3 separate regions of the Homo sapiens genome follow, and regions 1 and 3 are each linked to region 2. A link is an interaction called in ENCODE POLR2A ChIA-PET data of the cell type or tissue named here. Cell type or tissue: HCT116. All regions are shown on one strand. Each heading gives the region's core, and the rest is flanking DNA. Links, peaks and the distances in the headings are about the cores only.

Region 1 (5,931 bases), core at 592-5,591, 290 kb before region 2:
ACGCTAGACCCCTATACATACCCCTAGGAAAGGGGTTTCATTCAGGGTGCTGGGCAGTGACAAGTGGCAGGCCCACCTTCCATGGCCTGTCTCAGGGTAAGACCCACTGGCTTGGGAATCCAGCCAGACACTGGTAGCAGCGTCACACCTCCCTGACATGGAGCTCCCACCGGCAGGGTGTGGGCTGCTATCTTTGCTGTTTCACAGCCTTAGCTATTGGAGCCTTTGTGTTCTAGGGAGTCCAAGGCAGCTAGGGACTGGAGCAGCCACCCAGCACAGCCCAGCAGCTCTACAGAGAAGCAGTCAGATTGCTTATTCACATCGATCCCAAATCCTGTTTCTTTTCTGTAGGTGGAATCTCCCCACTGGGGTCTCCAGTCACCTCCACCACTGTTTTCTAGTGGACCGCAGTTTCGAATATCCCTGGGATGGCGCTCCCAAAGGGAAGGGTAGGTAGCCTTTGTTGCCGTTTAGCAGCCTTAGCCATTCTTGAAAATGCCATTCTTCGTGCTGGCGGTGGTAGCAGACCCCCAGCACAGCACAGCTGCTCTACCAAAAAGTGGCCAGACTGTTTTTTCACCTGAGTCCCTGATACTGTTTCTCCTCAGTGGGTGAGATATCCCCACCGGGGTCTCCAGCCACCTCCTGCATGTATGTTGCAGGAGGCAACAGGTTGTACCTCTCTGGAACAGAGCTCCCAGGGGGAGGGGCAGGCCCTCATCTTCACTGTTTCATAGCCTTCACTGTTGATATCTTCAGGTACTGAAAAATGTGAAGTGACTATGGTCTGGATTGGACCCCCAGCATATTGCAGCAGCCCTATGGAAAAGTGGCCAGATTGTGTGTTATGTCGGTCCGTGATCCCCTCTCTCTTCACTGGGTGGGTCTGCCAGGCTTGGGTCTGCAGCTACCAGTTGGGGCTATTGAGCCAATGACAGCTCTGCATCTCCCTGGAACAGAGCTCCCAGTGAGAAGGGTGGGTTGCCATCTTTGCTTTCTCACAGCTCTTGCCCTTGCTGTCTCCAGGCTCTGGAGAGTCTGTAGGGAACAGTGGCTGGTCCAGATCCCCAAAACAGAGCAACTGCCTCACAGAAGAGTGACCATACTGTTCTCCATACAGTTCCTGGTTGTCACCTCTCCTCTGTGGGCAGATCCACCTGACCAGACTCCAGCACAGGCACCCTTCCCCTGCCTCATCTCCTCAATCAGGCAGTCCAGCATTTCTCAAAGGAAGAAATCCTACAGTCAACCCACAACCCATCCACCACTACTGTTGCAGTGGGACAGCCCCAGCAGCCCTCTGGCTGGGGAAGGAACAAAGGGCCTAGTCACTACACTCTCACCTCCAGCACACCATAGCCACCATACAAAGAGGAGTCCAGCCTTTCTTCCCTGAGAATCTGCATCCCTATTCTTCAGGAGGCAGGGCCCCCAGCCCATGACTGCAAAACAGTCAACCTACCCATAGCTGAGCATATCCACTGGTAGTTGCCTGGAGTTTCCCTGGGGAGAGGCTCCCACAGCCATCCTACCTCTGCCACTGCCACAGCAGCAGTTTTATCCCTGCTGCCTTGGGTCTGGGGAAGAAACAAAGAGTCTGAAGCTCTTTGTTTACGAGCTTGCAGCAAGCCACTGTCACATGAACTTACAGCACACTGCAGTTACCATATGGTGAGAACAGTCTCTCCTCCTGGTAAGATTGCCACCTTCTATTACCCAAAAAGTGAAGCCCCAAGCTTACACCAGCAGTGCAGCCACCCCACTCCTCTGGCTAAACACTGCCATTAACATGGCTTCACATTTCTTGGAGGTGGAGACCCCAGGGGCAACAGAAAGCCTGTCTACCACTGCCTCTGCAGTGGTACTACCCCAGCTACCTTGGAACTGATGAAGGAGCAGAGACCTCAAGTACCTTATCCATACCTCCAACAAGCTGCCGTCAACCCAAGAGAGGAGGCCAGTCTGTCTGCCATTGGTCAATCACCCACCCCTCACATCACCAGGCAGGGAACCCCTGGCTTGGGCCCACAGGACACACTCCCATCCCACGCTGATTGCACTGAGTGACTGCTGACCTGCTTCTCTGTGGTGGAGCCCCCCGGAGACAAGCAAAAGACCCTCAGTTACAACAACTACTAAGGTCCCTTCCTTCGATGGCTCCAAGTTGGGGAGAAAACATTAACCCTGAGATCACCCCAGAGCTGTTGTGGGCAGCCTGGGAGTGCCAAGATACAAGGTACAGTCAGCACTCAAGTGGGAGAGGAGCCCAAACTTTCAAAGCATTGAGATGGAGCACGTGTACAACCGTGAGGAAATGTAGGTGAGCCCCATGACTGAGCAAGAGCCTGACAACTGACCACTGCACCTAAGAGTCACCTACTAGGTCATGCCCAAAGCTTCAACACCAACAAATCTCACTAACACACCCTCATTCAACCAAAGACATGTCAGCTACAAATAAAGACCCTGCACAAAGCTACAGCCCTGTGAACACAGCCAGAAAATAAGTCTCTTTATTGATTGAACTCAAGCTACACTCCCATATGCAGAGATGAGAAAGAACCAATGCAAGAACTACAGTAACTCAAATGGACAGAGCATCTTATGTCCTCCAAATAATCACACTAGTTCTCCAACAAGGGTTCTTAACCAAAATGAGTTAGCTAAAATGACAGAAATATAATTCAGAATAGGGATAGAAAGGAATTCCATTGAGATTCAGGAAAACAGTAAAACCTAAACCAAGGAAACTAAGAATCACAATCAAAAGAGAGAAGAGTTGATAGCCAAATAGCCAGTATGAAAAAGAACCTAACGGACCTAGTAGATGTACACACTACAAGAATTTCACAATGCAATCACAAGTATTAACAGCAGAATAGACCAAGCTGAGGACAGAATCTCAGGACTTGAAGACTGGCTCTCTGAAATAAGACAATCAGACAAAAATAAAGAAAAAAGAATGAAGAGCAATGAACAAAACCTCCAAGAAATAGGGGGTGGTATAAAGAGGCCAAATCTAGGAATCACTTCCATCCTTTAAAGAGACAGGGAGAAAACAAACAACTTGGAAAATGTATTTCAGGATATAGTCTATGAAAGCTTCCACAATCTTGATAGAGAGATCACAAATCAAATTCCCTTGAAGTTCTACACCCAGATTGACCGGCTCTTCTCATTCCTAGTCTAGCACAATCCATAGAGGAAGGGATAAGTTAGGAGGTCCCGGGGAGGCTGGGCAGGCTGGAGGAAAGGGACATATCCAGACCCTTTCTCTTTCCCCATAGCTGTCCATTGCCCCAAGAGGACATGTCATGCCTGAAGCTGGGAGTATTTTCTCTCTCCACGATACAGAAGTTAAGGAAATGGGCTAATTCCAGTACCGTGATAGTTCTTTCTTGGGAAGAGCCTCTTTTTAGCTATGAAGATAAATATCCTGCCAGGAGGCCTACTTCTGCATTCACAGCCTGCTGTCCTCAGACTTGGCTGCTGTGTTGGTGCACTTTGACCAGTTGGTGGCTCTCTTTCCCTGTAAATCTTGTAATAGTCTCAAAGTAGAATGGAACCTGCGTTTTATTTCCTTTTTTGCTAAGCTACTGTTATGTCATTGCAACAGCGACATTCCGTGTTTTACAGAAATATTCATCATAAGAAAGGAAAAAGAGTATTTTATAAAAAGAGCTTCTGAAAAACCTAGAACTTTCACTGACCTTCTGCTTTAATTTGTGATTTTGTGCTCTTAAGGGAAAAGTGATGGGTAAAACCCACAAGAGAACTGAAAACAGCTGTATGAAGAGGCAGTGCAGGCTAATGATGAGTGAAGAAGAGAGCACAGTGCGCATTTCTAGAGGAAGAGGAAGGAAACTAATGTGATATGGGAGTGAAAAAATGGGATACAGAAAAGCATGGAGGAAAGGGAAAAGTGTGTCAGCTCTCAGAACCAGCAAAGATGTATATTTTACTTAAGTTTAGGAGAGTAACTTCATATGGGAGTGTACTCTGGGATTCTGAGAGCCAGGAAACAAATGTTCCAGGTGCCAGAATCAGTTAACCATCAACACGTGTATTCTGCACTTCAATCTAGATGCTGCTCCTCTGTCAGGTATTTATAGAAGCCACCATTTCCTGACTAAGTGTAAGTAGGACTTTGAAATGAGGTGAGACAATTTTTCAGCCTCTTTAGAATTCATGATAGAATTCTGTTTTTTTAGGCTGCCAAAAAAATATATATGCAACCAGAATGGAATTTCAATGTAAAATAAGTTATTGTTATTTATACCTGATGTGTAAATTTTGAATTGGGATTTGCTTAATAATTATTAATCTCGTTTTTTCCTCATTTATACACAACCATCTCCTGCTCTCTGAATTTCCTTGGTTCATGTTGTATTTTCAGCTGATTTTGACCAACTTGCTCTCTCTCTTTCTTTCTTTTTTTTTTTTTTGATTTTGCTTTAAGTTCTGGAATACATGTGCAGAACCTGTAGATTTGTTACATAGGTATACATGTGCCATGGTGGTTTGCTGCACCTATCAACTTGTCATCTAGGTTTTAAGCACAATTTTTAAAAATCCCATCTATCATTGATGGGCATTTGGGTTGGTTTTGTGTCTTTGCTATTGTAAATAGGGCTGCAGTAAACATACACGTGCATGTATTTTCATAATAGAATGACATATATTTCTTTGGGTATTACTCAGGAATGGGATTGCTGGGTCAAATGCTATTTCTGGTTCTAGATCCTTGATGAATTACCACAGTCTTCCACAATGGTTGAAGTAATTTACATTCCCACCAACAGTGTAAAAGCTTTCCTGTTTTTCCACAGCTTCACCAGCATCTGTTGTTTCCTGACTTTTTAATAATCACCATTCTGAGGGGCATGAGATGGTATCTCATTGGTGTTTTGATTTTCCTTTCTCTAATGATCAGTGATGTTGAGCTTTTTTCATCTTTATGGGCCACATAAATGTCTCCTTTTGAGAAATGTCTGTTCATGTTTTGCCACTTTTTGATGTTTTTTTTTCTAAATTTGTTTAAGTTCTTTTTACATTCTGGATATTAGACCTCTGTCAATTGGATAGACTGCAAAAATTTTCTCCCGTTCTGTAGGTTGCCTGTTCGCTGTGATGACTGATAATTTCGTTTGCTGTGCAGAAGCTCTTTAATTAGATGCCATTTGTCAATTTTAGCTTTAGATGCAGTTGCTTTTGGCAATTTCATCATAAAATCTTTGCCCATGCCTATGTCCTGAATGCTATTGCCTATGTTTTATTCTAGGGTTTTTATGGTTTTGGGTTTTACATTTAAGTCTTATATCCATCTTGAGTTAATTTTTGTATAAGATGTAAGGAAGGGTCCAGTTTCAGTTTTCTGCATATGGCTATCCAGTTTTCCCAGCACCATTTATTAAATAGGGAATCCTTTCCCCATTCCTAAAGTATTGAGAAAGAGATTCTCTTTTCCAGTTTCCAATTTTATTTTATGAAAGAAATGTGTCAGTTTTTACTGACATTTAACAGAGTATTAATCAAAATAATGATCAATTACTATTGTAAATAATTTTACATTTTATGCTTTAAATATATAAAATATTAAATGTATTAATATGATTTATCAGTGCATCACATTTATGAAATTTATTCATTGACATGTATTTTCAAAAAGGAAACACTATGCAGATAAAAGATAATCCACATTTTTGGCGGGTCCAACTTATTACTTCCCTCCATTGCAAAGGCAGATCTTTCACAATTTTCTGTATGTGTTATCCTGATTTTTCTTTTCTCATTGATTCTTCTACCTACCCCAGTATGGCTTCTGCTGATTAATTCTATCAATCCAGCTCTCAGTAATCTCTGCATTGCCATCTATTTTCTTCCTGTAGTGCTCAGTTTTAATTCACATTTTCTATAAGTCTATTGATTCTT
Region 2 (5,931 bases), core at 666-5,665:
CATCAACACTTCTGGAAAGAAACCAAAGCATTCTGAAAGTGGGTGAACAACGTTTTCATGTGTGGAAATGTAGAGAATTTGGGACCATTATGAGTGACACGAGGAGCTCAGTGACTTACCAGTATTTATATGGTGCTTCCTAAGGCCCAGGCAAGCACTTTTTCATCAAAAAAAGACATTTCAAAAGGACTTTTTCATTACTGTATAGCCACCACCCATAAAGATTTAGTACAGTGCTGCTTTAGTTTGAAAAATGGTGCCCCTCCAAAATTTATGTTAAGACAATCCCCAACGCAACAGGATTAAGAGGCGTGGCCTCTGAAAAGTGATTAGGTCATGAGGATTCCACCCTCGTGGATGAGATTCGAATCCTTATAAAAGGGCTGGAGGTTGAAGGGAGCACTCTCTTGCCCTTCCACCTTCTGGCCATGTGACTACACAGTGTCCATCCTCTCAGAGAGAGGCAGCAAAAAGGCACCATCTTTGAAGTGAAGACCTGGCTCTCAGCAAACACAAAACCTGCCAGTGCCTTGATCTCCCTGCCTCCAGTACTGTGAAAAATAAATTTCTCTTATTTATAAATTACCTAGCCTGTGGTATTTTGTTATAGCAGCACAAATGGACTATGACATGTGCATATCTTTAAAAAATAAAATATTTGTAATGGTTGATTTACACATTAAATTCATATTCTATATCCTCCAAAGTCTGAACCAAAGGTAAGATGTATTTAGAATACATTGTCAAGAGCTGTACATCTATTCTTTTATTAAATCCTAACTCCAAACTGAAAAGCTGTTGAAGAATTTTTTTCCATTTTATACTATATAGCTGAGAAAACTAAACCTCAGAAAGGTTAAGTCATTAGTTCACAATCACAGTGCTAGTTAATGTTAGAATCTGAATTCAGCATGTCTTCCCTCAGAGTCTGCATTCTATCTGTGCCCCCAAACTAACTTCCAACATTACCACCCTTATTTTCTACGGACCAATGGGGCTTTTCTTTGGGGCTGGAATCATCTCCTCACTACCCCCTGGCATACTATTCCCACTTTGTTCCTGCCATTTCTTCTGCCCCTGAAATATTCCTCAAATGGTCATTCTGCTTCATCATTCCAAAAGGAAGCATTCTGAGCTCAAAACAAAACAAAACTAAACAATGATTCACCATGTTGATTCACAACAAAACTATAAATGACTCCGTTTTCTGGTTTGTCAATAAGCTTCAGAATACTGTCGAAACACATAAAATACAAAACATTTATATTATCAGGCTAATGGTTGCCTGTGACCCAACTAAGACCAAAGTCAGACATAATGCACACATTTCAGAGGAATTTCCCAACTAATCCAAAAGTCAAGGGCTTCCAGATATTTCCATCACCCACAAGTGGCATTCCCTTAGAATGCTAAGTCTTGAGCCCTTTCCAAGTGTTGTTCCCTAACTCTGTAACACTCCCTGAACATGCCGCTTGGTCTACCTGGCAAACCAGAATTAATCCTTTAAGACAATGGTTAGGTAGTGCCCCCTTCTTTGCTTGTGTCTCTCCACTTCCACCACACACCTTGATGTAGAGTCCCTATTCTCACTGTACACATACCTCTCCCACTAGCTTTTGAGCTCTTTGTGGGCATGGACATGTCTTCTTAAACTTTTTATCCCAAGGCCCACCAAAGAATCTGCACATACATTAAGCCCAATAAATGCTGAATGGGCACGCTCATGACCTACAGATATTGACACTGTGATTGAAAAACTTCTGGATTCAGGAATGGGGTGTGTTTATTTTTATAATATCCAGCCAAATATCAAAGGTCTAGAGAAGCTTCTACAGGCATATCTTGGAGATATTGTGGGTCTGTTCCAGACCACCACAATAAAGTGAATATCACAATACAGCAAGTGACACAAATTTGCTTTCCAGTGCATATAGAAGTTATATTACACTGTAGTCTATAAACTGTGCACTAGCATTATGTCTAAATAAAAGTACATATCTTATTTTTAAAATATTGCTAAAAAACGCTAATGATCAGCTGAGCCTCCAGCAAGTTGTAACCTTTTTACTGGTGGAAGGTCTTATCTTGATCTTGATGGCTACTGGCTGATCATACAGTGGTGTCAGCTGAAGGCTGGGGCGACTCTGGCAATTTTTTTTTTCTCACTTTTTTTTTTAACATTTATTTTAAGCTCAGGAGTATATGTGCAGCTTTGTTATATTGGTAAACTTGTGTCATGGGGGTTTGTTGTACATATTATTTAGTCACCAAAGTATTAAGCCTCGTACTCATTAGTTATGTTTCCTGATCTTCTCCCTCCTCCCAACCTTCACCCTCTTGTAAGCCCCAGTGTCTGTTGTTCCCTTCTATGTGTCCATGTGTTCTCATCATTTAGCTCCCACTTATAAGTGAAAATACCTGGTATTTGGTTTTCTGTTCATGTGTCAGTTTGCTAAGGATAAATGGCCTCCAGCTCCATCCATGTTCCTACGTGTTCTTTTTTATGGCTACATAGTATTCCAGGATTTAGCTGTATCACTTTTTCTTTATCCAGTCTATCAGTGATGTACATTTTGGTTAATTCCATGTCTTTGTTATTGTGAATAGTGCCACAATGAACATACACGTGCATGTGTCTTTATGACAGAATGACTTATATTCCTTTATAACAGCATGGTTTATATTCCTTTATGACAGAATGATTTATATCCTAGTAATGGGATTGCTGGGTTGAATGGTATTTCTGTTTTTAGGTTTTTGAGGTATCTGTCTTCCACAATGGTTGAACAAATTTACATTTCTACCAACAGTGAATAAGCATTCCTTTTTCTCCACAACCTTGCCAGCATCTGCTATTTCTTGAATTTTTAATAAAAGCCATTCTGACTGGTGTGAGACAGTATCTCACTGTTTTGATTTGCATTTCTCTAATGATCAGTGATGTTCAGCTTTTTTTCATATGCCTGTTGGCTGTGTGTATGTCTCCTTTTGAAAAGTGTCTGTTCACATCATTCACCCACTTTTTTTTTTTGTTACAGGGCACATGTGAAGGATGCACAGGTTTGTTATGTAAATGTGTGTCGTGGTGGTTTGCTGCACCTATCAACCCATCTTCTAAGTATTAAGCTTAGCATGCATTAGCTATTTTTCCTGATGGCTCCCTCCTCCTGACCTCACCTTGACAGCCCCCAGTGTGTGTTGTTCCCCTCCATTTCCATGCATTCTCCTTGTTCAGCTCCCATTTATAAGATCATGTGGTGTTTGGTTTTCTGTTCCTGCGTTACTTTGCTGAGGATAATGGCTTCCAGCTCCATCCATGTCCCTGCAAAGGACAGGAACTCATTCCTTTTTATCCTGTGCCCACTTTTTAATGGGGTTTTTTTTTCTTGTAAATTGGTTTAAGTTTCTCATAGATGCTGGATATTACACCTTTCTCAGAAGCATAGTTTGCAAAATTTTTCTCCCTTTCTGTAGGTTGTCTGTTTACTCTGTTGATAGTTTCTTTTGCTGCACAGAAACTCTTTAATTAGATCCCATTTGCCAATTTTTGCTTTTGTTGAAATTGCTTTTGGTGTCTTCATCATAAAATCTTTGCCTATGTCCAGAATGGAATTGCTTAGGTTGTCTTACAGGGTTTTTATAGGTTTGGGTTTTACATTTAGTCTTTAATCCATCTTTAGGTGATTTCTGTATATGGTATAAGGAAGGGGTCCAGTTTCAGTCTTCTGCATATGGCTAGCCAGTTATCCCAGCACCATTTATTGAATATGGAGTCCTTTCCCCATTGCTTATTCTTGTCAATTTCATCAAAGGTCAGATAGTTGTAGGTGCAAGGCCTTATTTCTGGGCTCTCTATTCTGTTCCAATGGTTTATGTGTCTGTTTTTGTACCAGCACCATGCTGTTTTGGTTATTATAGCCCTAGAGTATGGTCTGAAGTCAGGTAGCATGATGCCCTGAGCTTTGTTCTTTTCGCTTAGGATCTTCTTGCGTTTTGGGCTCTTTTTTGGTTCCATATGAATTTTTACATAGTTTTTTTTCTAGTTCTGTGAAGAACGTCATTGGTCATTTGATAGGAATAACACTGAATCTATAAATTGCTTTGAGCAGTATGGCCATTTTGACAATATTGATTCTTCCTATCCGTTAGCATGGAATATTTTTCCATTTGTTTCTGTTACCTCTGATTTCTTTGAAAAGTGTTTTGTAGTCCTCCTTGAAGAGAGCTTTCACCACCCTGGTTAGCTGTATTCCTAGGTACTTTATTCTTTTGTAGCAATTGTGAACGGGATTGTGCTCTTGATTTGGCTCTTGGCCAAACTGGTATAAAGCATTTCTAGTTTAGTTACTGTCGTTGGTCTAAAGTAATGCTAGTGATTTTTGTACCCTGATTTTGTATCCTTGGACTCTGAAGTTGTTTATCAGCTGAAGGAGCTTTTGAACCAAGAATATGAGGTTTTCTAGATTTAGGATCATGTTGTCTGCAAACAGAAATAGTTTGACTTCCTCTCTTCCTATTTGGATGCCCTTTATTTCTCTTGCCTATTGCTCTGGACAGGACATCCAATACTATGTTGAATAGGAGGTGTGAGAGACAGCATCCTTGTCTTGTGTCCGTTTTCAAGAGAGATGGTTCCAGCTTTTGCCCACTCAGTATGATGTTGGCTGTGGGTTTGCTATAGATGGCTCTCATTATTTTGAGGTGTGTTCCTTCAATACCTAGTTTATTGAAAGATTTTAACATGCAGGGGTGTTGAATTTTATCAAAAGCCTTTTCTGTATCTACTGAGATAATCATATGGTTTTTGTCTTTAGCTCCATTTATGTGATGAATCACATTTATTGAATTGTGTATGTTGAACCAACTTGTATACCAGGGATAAAGCCTACTTGATTGTGGTGGATAAGCTTTTTGATGTGCTGCTGGATTTGGTTTACCAGTATTTTGTTGAGGATTTTTGCACTGATATTCATCAAGGATACTGGCCTCAAGTTTTTTTGTTGTTGTTGTGTCTCTGCCAGGTTTTGTTATCAGAATGATGTTGGCCTCATAGGATGAGTTAGGGAGGAGTCCCTCCTCAATTTTTGCAATAGTTTCAGTAGGAATGGTATTAGCTCTTCTTTGTACATATGGTAGAATTTGGCTCTAGTTCTGTTTGGTTGGTAGGCTATTTATTACTAATTCAATTTTGGAGCTCATTATTGGTCTGTTCGGGGTTTCAATTTCTTCTTGGCTCAGTCTTGGGAGGATGTATGTCTCCAGGAATTTATCCATTTCTTTGAGATTTTCCAGTTTATGTGCATAATGTTCTCTGATGGTTATCTGTATTTCTGTAGGGTCAGCAGTAATATCCTCTTTGACATTTCTAATTGTGTTTATTTGGATCTTCTAGTTTTTCTTATTAGTCTAGCTAGCAGTCTACCTATTTTAGTAATTTTTTCAAAAACCCACTCCTGAATTCATTGATATTTTGAATGTTTTTTTTCATGTCTCAATCTCAGTTCAGCTCTGATTTTGGGTATTTCTTGTCTTCTGCTAACTTTGAGGTTTGTTTGCTATTGGTTCTCTAGTCCTTTTGGTTGTGATGTCAGCTTGTTAAACTGAGGTATTTCTAACTTTTGATGTGAGCATTTAGTGCTATAAATTTCCTGCTTAACACTGCCTTAGCTGTGTCCCACAGATTCTGGTATGTTGCATCTTTTTTTTTTTCTCACATGCTCAGCTGTCCAAGGTTGGCTTCCCCACTGCACACTCGAGTGGTATGTTGCATCTTTGTTCTCAATAGTTTCAAAGAACTTGATTTCTGCCTTAATTTTACTATTTACCCAAAAGTCATTCAGGAGTAGGTTATTCTATTTCCATTTAAATATATGGTTTTAAGTGGATTTCTTAGTCTTGTTTTCTAATTTGATTGTGGTGTGGTCTGAGAGG
Region 3 (5,931 bases), core at 309-5,308, 330 kb before region 2:
CAAAACAGAGCAACTGCCTCACAGAAGAGTGGCCACACTGTTCTCCACGCAGTTCCTGGTTGTCACCTCTCCTCTGTGGGCAGAGCCACCTGACCAGAGACTCCAGCACAGGCATTCTTCCCTTGCCTCGTCTCCTCAATCAGGCAGTCCAGCATTTCTCCAAGAAAGAAATCCCACAGTCAACCCATAACCCATCCACCATGACCGTTGCAGTGGGACAGCCCCAGCAGCCCTCCGGCTGGGGAAGGAACAAAGGCCTATTCACTACACTGGCACCTCCAGCACATCATCACCACTGTATGAAGAGGAGTCCAGCCCCTCTTCCCTGAGAATCCCTGTCCCTATTCTTCAGGAGGCAGGGCCCCCTGCCCATGACTGCAGAACAGTCACCCTACCCATGGCTGAGCATATCCACTGGTAGTTGACTAGAGTTTCCCTGGGGAGAGGCTCCCACAACCATCCTACCTCTGCCACTGCCACAGCAGCAGTTTTATCCTTGCTGCCTTGGGTCTGGGGAAGAGACAAAGAGTCTGAAGCTCTTTGTTTACAAGCTTACATCATGCCACAGTCACCTGAACTTCCAGCACACTGCAGTTACCACATAGTGAGGAGAACAGTCTCCTCCTGGTAAGTTTTCCACCTCCTGTTTCCCAAGAAGTGAAGTCCCATACTTACACCAGCAGTGCAGCCACCCCACTCCTCTGGCTAAACACTCCCATTAACATGACTTCACATTTCTAGGAGGTGGAGACCCCAGGGGTAACAGAAAGCCTGTCTAACACTGCCTCTGCAGTGGTACTACCCCAGCTACCTTGGAACTAATGAAGGAGCAAGACCCCAAGTGCCTTATGCATACCTCCAACAAGCTGCTGTCAACCCAAGAGAGGAGGCCAGTCTGTCTGCCATTGGTCAACCATCCACCCCTCACATCACCAGGCAGGGAACCCCTGTCTTGGGCCCACAGCACAGACACCCCCATCCGAAGCTGAATGCTCTGAGTGATTGCTCACCTGCATCTCTGGGGTGGAGCCCCCAGGGGACAAGCAAAAGACCCTCAGTTACAACTACTACTAAGGTCCCTTCCTTCAATGCCTCCAAGTCGGGGAGAAAACATTAACCCTGAGATCACCTCAGAGCTGTTATGTACAGCCTGGGAGTGCCAAGATACAAGCTACAGTCAGCACTCCAGTGGGAGAGGAGCCCACACTTTCATAGCATTGAGAAGGAGCACGGCTGCAAACGTGGGGAAATACAGGGGAGCCACGTGACTGAGCAAGAGCCTTACAACTGACCACTCCAACTAAGAGTCACCTACTAGGTCATGCCCAAAGCATGACACTAAAAAATGTCACTAACATACCCTCATTAAACCAAAGACAAGTCAGCTTCAAATAAAGACCCTGCACAAAGCTGCAGCCCTGTGAACACATCCAGAACTGAAGTCTACTTATTGATTGAACTCAAGCTACATTCCCATATGTAGAGACGAGAAAGAACCAACTGAAGAACTATAGTATCTCAAAAGGACAAAGTATCTTATGTCCTCCAAATAATCTCACTAGTTCTCCAACAGGGGTACTTAACCATAATGAGTTAGCTAAAATGACAGAAACATAATTCAGAATAGGATAGAAAGGAATTTCATTGAGATTCAGGAAAATGATAAAACCTAAACCAAGGAAACTAAGAATCACGATCAAAGGAGAGAGGAGTGGACTGACAAAATAGCCAGTATGAAAAAGAACCTAACGGACCTAGTATAGGTACACTACTAGAAGAATTTCACAATGCAATCACAAGTATTAACAGCAGAATAGACCAAGCTGAGGACAGAATCTCAGGACTTGAAGACTGGCTCTCTGAAATAAGACAGTCAGACAAACATAAAGAAAAAAGAATGAAGAGCAATGAACAAAAGCTCCAAGAAATAGGGGATTGTATAAAGAGGCCAAATCTAAGAGTCACTTGCATCCTTTAAAAAGACGGAGAAAGCAAACAACTTGGAAAATATATTTCAGGATATCATCTATGAAAACTACCACAACCTTGATAGAGAGACCAAAAGTCAAATTCCCTTGAAGTTCTACACCCAGATTGACCGGCTGTTCTCATTCCTAGTCTAGCACAATCCATAGAGGAAGGGATAAGTTAGGAGGCCCCGGGGAGGCTGGGCAGGCTGGAGGAAAGGGACACATCCTGACCCTTTGTCTTTCCCCATAGCTGTCCATTGCCCCAAGACGACATGTCATGCCTGAAGCTGGGAGTATTTTCTCTCTCCATGATACAGAAGTTAAGGAAATGGGCTAATTCCAGTACTGGGGTCAGTTCTTTCTTGGGAAGAGCCTCTTTTTAGCTATGAAGATAAATCTCCTGCCAGGAGGCCTGCTTCTGCATTAATAACCTGCTCTCCACAGACTTGGCTGCTGTCTTGGTGCACTTTGACCAGTTGGGGGCTCTCTTTCCCTGTAAATGTTGTAAGAGTCTCAAAGTAAAACGGAACCTGCCTTTTATTTCCTTTTTTGCTAAGCTACTGTTATGTCACTGTAACAGCGACATTCCCTCTTTTACAGAAATATTCATCATAAGAAAGGAAAAAGAGTATTTTATAAAAGAGCTTCTGAAAAACCTAGAACTTTCACTGAACTTCTGCTTTAATTTGTGATTTTGTGCTCTTAAGGGGAAAGTGATGGGTAAAACCCACAAGAGAACTGAAAACAGCTGTATGAAGAGGCAGTGCAGGCTAATGATGAGTGAAGAAGAGAGCACAGTGCGCATTTCTAGAGGAAGAGGAAGGAAACTAGTGTGATATGGGAGTGGAAAATGGGATACAGAAAAGCAGGGAGGAGAGGGGAAAGTGTGTCAGCTCTCAGAACCAGCAAAGATGTATACTTTACTTAAGTTTAGGAGACTAACTTCATATGGGAGTGTACTCTGGAATTCTGAGAGCCAGGAAACAAATGTTCCAGGTGCCAGAATCAGTTAACCATCGACACGTGTATTCTGCCCTTCAATCTAGATGCTGCTCCTCTGACAGGTATTTATACAAGCCACCATTCCAGACTAAGTAGGACTTTGAAATGAGTTGAGACAATTTTTCAGCCTCTCTACAATTCATGACAGAATTCTGTTGTTTTACGCTGCCTAAAAACAATATATACAAGCAGTATGGAATTTCAATGTAAAATAAGTTATTATTATTTATACCAGATGTGTAAATTTTGTGTGAGGATTTCCTTAATAATTATTAATCTCCTTTTTTCCTCATTTATACACAACCATCTCCTGCTCTCTGAATTTCCTTGGTTCATGTTGTATTTTCGGCTGATTTTGACCAACTTTCTTTCTTTTTAAATTTTGCTTTAAGTTCCGGGATACATGTGCAGAACGTGCAGATTTGTTTCATAGGTATACGTGTGCCATGGTGGTTTGCCTCACCTATCAACTCGTCACCTAGGTTTTTTTTTTTGAATTAATTTCGTATTTATTTTATTTTAACCATCCTTTCTCCTCCATTACAGTATACATTTCATGAAGACAGGAATTCCATGTTATTCTATTTCCTATAATTGATGCTTAATACCTATTGTCAACTGATTCTTTTCTCTGTGCAATTCCTCTGGAGAAATATTTTGTTCTGTGCCAAGAAACAGTTTCATTCAACGGTTAAGGTGACTTGTGTCACTGATCTGATTTCCTTCTTTTACATTAACTATCAAAAATCTCAGACTTATTAATAAAGACATGTCTTCATAGGGTACATCTTTATAATGGTCTTATTTTTATTTTATTTTCCTCCCTCTTTTTTTTCATTTTACTTTATTCTGTCCTAAACATTTAAAGTTTCAGCTAATTTTAAAGTAAAAGATGCTCAATGGGAAAAGCTCACACAAATCAGAGCTACCTAAAAGTAGAGTTGGAAAGTCCCAAGGATCTTTTTCTCTGAGGCAAGCCTCTTTGCTTCTGAGTGCTTGCCCTGCAGACTGGCTTATGAAGAGGTCACCATCTTTTCAGATTCCAGGGGCCCGTAATGTTCATACCACTGCAGTATTCTTACTACACACTGTAATAATCTGGAATAATAAGATCGTAGGCACTCTTTCTTGCCCTCACATGTGGATCTGCCTTCTCCTTTTAAACAGCCATGTAACGTTCCCTATCTCACCTACTTTGAATTTTTATATTCTTGCTGCTCTAAGGTTTTTTTTTGGAGCAAGGAAAGCAATTAAAAAAAATAAAATTTACTTTCAAAAGAAGAGTAGAGATAATTAACCAGCCCTTGCCACCTAACTAAATATAATTCCCTAGTAACTCCTCTTGGAGCCACCAGGTTCCCTGGGAGTGGAATTGCCTGTGGAAAGGCCTATGTGGATTCTGAGCTTGGGAAATGGTGACGGAGCCCTCTCTCTAGCCTCTCAGCCTGGCCAAACACGGTGAAACCCGTCTCTACTAAAAGTACAAAAATTAGCTGAGTATGGTGGCACGAGTCTGTAATCCCAGCTACTCGGGAGGCTGAGGCATGAGAATTGTTTGAATCCGGGAGGCAGAGGTTGCAGTGAGCCGAGATAGCACCGCTGCACTCCAGCCTGGGTGACAGAGCGAGACTCTGTGTCAAAAAAAAAAAAAGAAAAAAAAAAAGTAAGAAATGAGTGAACATTTCAAAATGGCAGGAACTGGTTAAGTTTAAAACTGAAAACTTTCATTCTGACAAGAAAGCAGTCATTCCTTTTCTCCATTAACAGAGATAAAGAAAAGCTTTTCAAATCTGTATATGGCTACGTTGATTGACGTCCGAGTTAAAAATGAAATGTCGGCCGGGCGCGGTGGCTCACACCTGTAATCCCACCACTTTGGGAGGCCGAGGTGGGTGGATCATGAGGTCAGGAGATGGAGGCCATCCTAGCTAACATGGTGAAACCCCATCTCTACTAAAAATACAAAAAATTAGCTGGGCATGGTGGCATGCACCTGTAGTCCCATCTACTCAGGAGGCTGACACAGGAGAATCACTGGAACCCAGGAGGCGGAAGTTGCAGTGAGCCGAGATTGCGCCACTGCACTGTAGCCTGGTTGACAGAGCGAGACTCTATCTCCAAAAAAAAAAAAAAAAAAGAGACAGAGAGAGAGAAATCTCATTTCCCTGTTGCTCAGTCACATTCCTATAAACATACTACTTGCATGCCTGGACAGTTATCACCTTCCAACCTCTTATCTCGGTGATTTCCCAAGCTACAGAGTAAGATAGGTGGAGAATTTTTGTACTTTTAGTAGAGACAGGGTTTCACCATGTTGGTCAGGCTGGTCTTGAACTCTAGCCTACACAACAGAGCAAGACTCCGTCTCAAAAAAAAAAAAAAAATAGGCAGAGAAGGGGTTATTTACATTTCACAGATGAGGTTCACAGGCCCTGAGTTATTTTTGCTACAGTCAACGTGAACAATAAAAACAGCAATTGTGCCCTCTGGTTTGAAGAGACCTGGCTCCACCCACCTGGTGGGGAAAACTACGCCTCCACCCTGGTCCCATGCCTGCCAGCTCTCACCTGGACTCCTCTGTTGTCTCACGTAAGTCACATCTAAGTATGACCTCAGCTGCTCAAAGGACTGCTGAGAAAGTTAGTCAAGTTATCCAACCAACACTCAGCAAACTGAGGACCCATCTGGGAGGTGGAGCCACCCTACCCAATCACAGCTGTTGGGAGTGTATCTGTCTCAGTGGGTGGCACAGCTGAGCTCCTACCTAGAGGTGGCCACCATGCTAGGAAGCACCTTCGCCTTGGACAGTGGGCTCAGGTTCTGGCTCTGCCACTTATTAGCTATGCAGTCTTGGGCAAGTGACTTTACCCCTCCTCACTGCAGCTTCTTCATTGTAAAATGAGAATACAGACACCAGAAGCTACCCATGTTTGTTGGTAAGTGCAAATGAGGCAGCCTA

Evidence for each region. Peaks named below come from ENCODE experiments on the same cell type or tissue, not always from the same donor. Only the 100,000 strongest peaks of a DNase experiment are listed, where the experiment ranks them.
Region 1: POLR2A ChIA-PET joins it to region 2 with 5 read pairs; 2 of 35 experiments call an interaction of 5 or more read pairs at or near these places.
Region 3: POLR2A ChIA-PET joins it to region 2 with 6 read pairs; 1 of 35 experiments calls an interaction of 5 or more read pairs at or near these places.

The regions. Positions count from the first base shown.
Region 1 is chr9:21,232,411-21,238,341 of GRCh38, forward strand. No RefSeq gene overlaps it. Among named protein-coding and RNA genes, the nearest start is that of IFNA14, 4.6 kb to the right of the region's middle. In HCT116, for the core only: a CTCF peak has its summit at 3,530 (motif pointing right); a DNase peak (open chromatin) is centred at 3,531.
Region 2 is chr9:21,518,596-21,524,526 of GRCh38, forward strand. The region is part of intron 1 of MIR31HG (MIR31 host gene); the gene reads right to left. It overlaps LOC124900282 (small nucleolar RNA SNORD55/SNORD39), which reads right to left and starts at 5,787; the gene lies at 5,712-5,787. In HCT116, for the core only: no CTCF peak of the experiment used is centred there; a DNase peak (open chromatin) is centred at 3,091; H3K27ac peaks cover 4,591 bases.
Region 3 is chr9:21,192,880-21,198,810 of GRCh38, forward strand. No RefSeq gene overlaps it. Among named protein-coding and RNA genes, the nearest start is that of IFNA7, 6.4 kb to the right of the region's middle. RefSeq lists an enhancer at 2,501-2,560. In HCT116, for the core only: a CTCF peak has its summit at 2,433 (motif pointing right); a DNase peak (open chromatin) is centred at 2,452.